Regions from separate parts of the Homo sapiens genome. Here region 1 is linked to region 2. The links are chromatin loops, found by intact Hi-C in ENCODE. Cell type or tissue: heart right ventricle. All regions are shown on one strand.

What was found. Peaks named below come from ENCODE experiments on the same cell type or tissue, not always from the same donor. Only the 100,000 strongest peaks of a DNase experiment are listed, where the experiment ranks them.
Region 1: it touches region 2 in a loop (1.8-fold over the local background); 36 of 110 quality-filtered maps call a loop at or near these places.

Annotation. Positions count from the first base shown.
Region 1 is chr1:183,034,640-183,037,139 of GRCh38, reverse strand. The region is part of intron 1 of LAMC1 (laminin subunit gamma 1); the gene reads right to left. Among named protein-coding and RNA genes, the nearest start is that of LAMC1, 12 kb to the right of the region's middle. In heart right ventricle, no CTCF peak of the experiment used is centred here; a DNase peak (open chromatin) is centred at 958; H3K27ac peaks cover 671 bases.
Region 2 is chr1:183,226,638-183,229,137 of GRCh38, reverse strand. It overlaps LAMC2 (laminin subunit gamma 2), which reads right to left. Exons shown (of 23, transcript NM_005562.3): 9 at 2,222-2,440; 10 at 1,441-1,623; 11 at 519-764. Among named protein-coding and RNA genes, the nearest start is that of LAMC2, 42 kb to the right of the region's middle. RefSeq lists a silencer at 412-617. In heart right ventricle, CTCF peaks have their summits at 769 and 973; a DNase peak (open chromatin) is centred at 957.

The DNA.
Region 1 (2,500 bases), 190 kb after region 2:
AATATCATGCAACTAGTTCAAGTACCCAAAACCTACAAGTCTTCCACTGAAAACAATCCTTTGGGGCCAGGTGCGGTGGCTCACGCCTGTAATCCCAGCACTTTGGGAGGCCAAGGCAGATGGATCACCTGAGGTCAGGAGTTCGAGGCCAGCCTGACCAACATGGCAAAACCCCATCTCTACTAAAAATACAAAAATTAGCCGGGCGTGGTGGTGGGTGCCTGTAATTCCAGCTACTCAGGAGGCTGAGACAGAAGAATTGCTTGAACCCAGGAGGTAGAGGTTGCAGTGAGCCAAGATCGTGCCACTGCACTCCAGCCTGGGCGACAAGAGTGAAACACCATCTAAAAAACAAAACAAAACAAAACAAAAAAAGAAAACAATCCTTTGTTCTTCACAAATAAGCGTAATGTGTTTTTTACAGAGGATCCAGTTAAAAGAATTCATTCAGCTGTGCGCAGTGGCTCACGTCTGTAATCTCAGCACTTTGGGAAGCCGAGGCGGGCGGATCACTTGAGGTCGGAGCCTGGCCAACATGGTGAACTCCCATCTCTACTAAAAATACAAAAATTAGCTGGGTGTGGTGGCACATGCCTGTAATCGCAGCTACTTGGGAGGCTGAGGCAGGAGAATCGCTTGAACCCAGGAGGCAGAGGTAGCAGTGTGCCGAGATCACGCCATTGCACTCCAGCCTGGGTGACAGAGCGAAACTCTTGTCTCAAAAAAAAAAAAAAAAAAAAAAAGACTGGCGTGGTGGCTCACGCCAGTAATCCCAGCACTTTGGGAGGCCAAGGCAGATGGCTCACCTAGTCAGGAGTTTGAGCCCAGCCTGGCTAACATGGCGAAACCCCATCTCTACTAAAAAATCCAAAAATCAGCTGGGCACAGTGGCAAGTGCCTGTAATCCCAGCTACTCGGGAGGCTGAGGCAGAAGAATCACTTGAAGCCGGGAGGCGGAAGTTGCAGTGAGCCAAGATTGCGCCATTGTACTCCAGCCTGGGAGATAGAGCAAGACGCTGTCTTAAAAAAAAAAAAAAAAAAAAGAATTCATTCAAGCACAAAGTGTGAGGGTAGTTTTCCAGGAAACATGGACACTGAAGAATGGTGGTCAGCACTCCCCAGCATTGGGAAAGGTGAGAATCATTTATATAGGAAAAATAGGGGAGTGGAACAGGATTACAACATTTTCTGCATAAGGCTAACATAGAGATACAAGATTTGATTGGTTACTATTATACTCTAAGGGGGTTGCTTAACACTCCATTGTAAAGCAGTAACAATCACAGGGGTCTCTACCTCCAGCTGCATTTAGTCTAGGTTTGAATAAAGAATAGGGTATCTGGTTACAGGTAACATCTCAACACAAAGGTCCCTAAGCAACAGTCACACACCAGAGAAGAAAAACAGCCATGTTATGTGACTCAGTCTCCAGGGCCTAACTTTTCCGCTTGGCATAATAAATTCAGAACGTGTAGAAATTTTCTTTTCACAGGTAGAGCATATTTTTTCTATCAACAGACACTGACAAAATCCAGGACCTCATTCTCAAATTCAATAAATTCCTTAGAAATTTCTAGAAGCATTAACAGCTAAATATCATACAACTAGTACATATGCCCAAAACCTAAAATTCTTCCACTGAAAACAATCCTCAGCTGGGCATGGTGGCTTACACCTGTAACCCCAGCACTTTGGGAGGCCAAGGCAGGAGGATTGCTCGAGGCCAGGAGTTCGGGTCCAGTCTGGACAACACAGAGAGACCCCATCTCTACAAAAAAATTAAATTAGCTAGGCATGGTGGCATATGCCTGTAGTCCTAGCTACTCAGGAGGCTGAGGTGGGAGGTTTGTTTGAGCCCAGGTGTTTGAGGCTGCAATGAAATAGGATCGTGCCACTGCACCCCAACCTGGATGACAGAGCAAGACCCTGTCTAAAACATATATATTTTTTTAATTAAAAAAAAAATCCTCTGTTCTTAAGTGTAAAGCCCTTTTAACAGAAGCAGTCGAAATCCAGAGATCCTAAAGCAGTGGTCTATCAGAGAAACAATGCTTAGTTCCTTAGCACTCTCATTTTACTCCTCAATTTGAGGTCTTTCTAGAATTCACTATCACTTACAGCAGGTCTGACCTAAAATGGCAGAGTGGCAAAAACATAATCTATGTACCACAGCAGGTCTGGATTTCAACCTACGCAACCTCAGAAAAGTCACTAGTCATATTATTCTTCCCCGGGGCTAACAATAGTTCTCAAGACTGAAGAATTCAAAGAGGTAACCAGGAGGCACTTGACAAAAGGTAATTTAGTTTCTTTTGTCACCCAGCTTTCAAGTTCTCCTCAGAATCCATCTGGCACGTCCTCATTGCTCCATGAATGGCAAATAATACCTTCACCATTATCTAACTACTTTTAGATCTTTATTCAAACAACTCAACCTTCCTGGAAACACCCTACACTCATGTCTATTACTTTTCTTCAAGATCCGGGAAGCTTTTCCGGG
Region 2 (2,500 bases):
TGCTCCACTATAGCTGCTGCTTTGAAGCTGTCTTGTTAGGAGAACTGTTGACTGTTACCTTTCTACACATCAATTACGCTGACTTCCTGAGAGAGTCTCTTAAACTATTTTACAGCCCACTCCCCTTCCCACTTGAGTTTGCTTAGGCTTACTCTCAAGTCATTTATTACTCTCCTACAACAGGTTTGGCAGCCACTTCCCTGCCTCCCTGCCTTGGGATTGGGCATAGGATGTGGCCCCGTGTTACATCCTTTTCCGCGTAGGAATGTAAACCTGACCTTTTTCACTTCTCCCACCCAGCTTTAACCCAGCTCTGTCTTCCAGAGCCTGGCTACAGGGTAAACCTGTCTTAAGGCCTTTGACAGAGGAAGAAAGGCCCAGGGTGCTCACAGGCCAGTTTGGTCAGAGAATCAAAGTAACATCATGATATGAACTGCCATTGTCCCTGCTTAGATGGCAAGCAAGTGCATACGTACACAGGCACGCACAGACACAGCCTGCCTGGGGTGGAGTCCTACCTCGACACTTGTCTGCTGGGTTGGGAGCCAATGGGTCCCCGAAGTAGCCTGCTTTGCACTGGTCGCAGTAGATGCCGGCTGTGTTGTGGATACACTTCAAACACCTGCCTGTCAGCCGGTCACAATTCCCAGAGGCACTGGGGTCCACATTGTTGTTGCATTGACAGGGCTGACAAGGCCTCACTGGGCCATGTTCACCAAAGGGGTCCCCAAAGTAGCCATCAGCACAGAGCTCACAGCGGGCACCTGGGAAGGAACAAATGACCAAGCCTAGGTCGACATCCATCAGGAGGAAGACCAGACGCAGAGGCCTAAAGTTGCGAGTCACCCTCTAGAAGAGCCAGAGAAATGTGCTTCCCTAGGGACCCCAGAACAAAGCCCTCAGGAGCAGGCATGCAAGGCAGGGCTGGCCCTCTCTCTCCATGCCCACTGCAGGTTGCAGAACACAGTAGCGCCACTAGGAGGCTTAACTAGCTGGCTGGGAAAAAGCAGGCAGCTCCACAGAAGTAGTAAGGTTTTGAGCAATACCCCCAAAACTGCTGCTGAAGAATCCATTCTTCTTTCAGATTGACCAGCAGAAGGATGTGACATTTAAGAAGTCACTAAGTTTTCCCTCGTTATCTTAGTTCATTAAGAAACAAACCATGTGCTTGGTCTGAAAATGTCATCTTCTAATGACAAACCTCTCAAAACAGCTTTAGGTGTTTTCTCCCATAATTGCACTCTGCTCTTGCTTAATCCACTTCACCTCTTGGGCATTGCAATATCTTATCTTTAAGATATTATCTTTAGAGTGAGCACATTTGGGTGAACCCGAAGTCATTATAATTTCCTAGGAATTCCTCGGAATGGAAGCTATTTGCACACATTCATGGCATCAGGACAGGAAGAGGCAGGTGGCAGAGCAGACCCATGGCCTTACCGGTGACCCCGGGAGGGCAGTTATTGCACACCACCTCCTCCGTCTCCGGCATCACTGAGCAGCTGAACCCGTTATGACAGGGACATGGCTTGCAGCTGCGGGGGTCGTGCGGATCGTTGTAGAAACCAATTGGGCAGTCAGCACACTCAATGTCAGGATTCTCATCCCCTGAATAACAATCTCCTGGGGGTAGGAGAAGAGTGGAGGGGCAGAGAAGTGAGCAGGGTCAGACAATACATTTCCTTCAACATGGGTCAGAGTGTAGAATGTCAAAGCCTTCCTTTCTGAAGCCTTCCCCAAAGTGCCTGAGCACTGGCATTCACCCCTCCCATAGAACCAAATCTAAACATGGCCAAGACCCTGAATCTCACCCTCACTCCCCTATGCAAAGTAGACACTCACTTCTTTTACTATCCATAACTTAACACTGTTCCCCATGTTCTCTGTGGCCTGACACCATTTGTCGGCACATTCATTTAGACCCGGACTTGTCTTTGATCTCCCCACACAATTCTTGGAACTCGACACCAACTCTTCTACCCAGCACTGAACCATGACGACCATTTCCTGTAACCTGGCACCTTTCTCACAACTTTGTGGCATTTCCACAGTGAAGAGGATTGAGTGTAATAAGGCACCATGTCCATCTTCCCTGACTCCAGCTCTGCTCTCCTTAATCCTTTCCCACCTCTGATGTGAGTTCAGCCATGGTCTTTCTTACACAGCTCTCTCTCTTCCACATGACACCCCAGCCACCTGGTCCAGGTGTCATTTCACTCACCTGTGTCTGGATCACAGGCCCCTCCCCCTTGACAGTTACAAGGAATACAGGTGCCAAAAGGCCCCAGTCTCGCTGAATCTCTCTTGTAGCCAGAAGCACAATCCTGGCAGAATTGCCCCTTGTACCCAACAGGACATATACACTGTTCAACCCAGGGTGCTGGGGCTCCAGAGACAGGGCGGGCTGAAATCAGGGTCACATTGTCAATGTACCCAGTACCTGCAATCGAGAGAACAGGTTAGAAGTTGCAAGTGGTACAGTCTAAAGATCTCAAGTCAG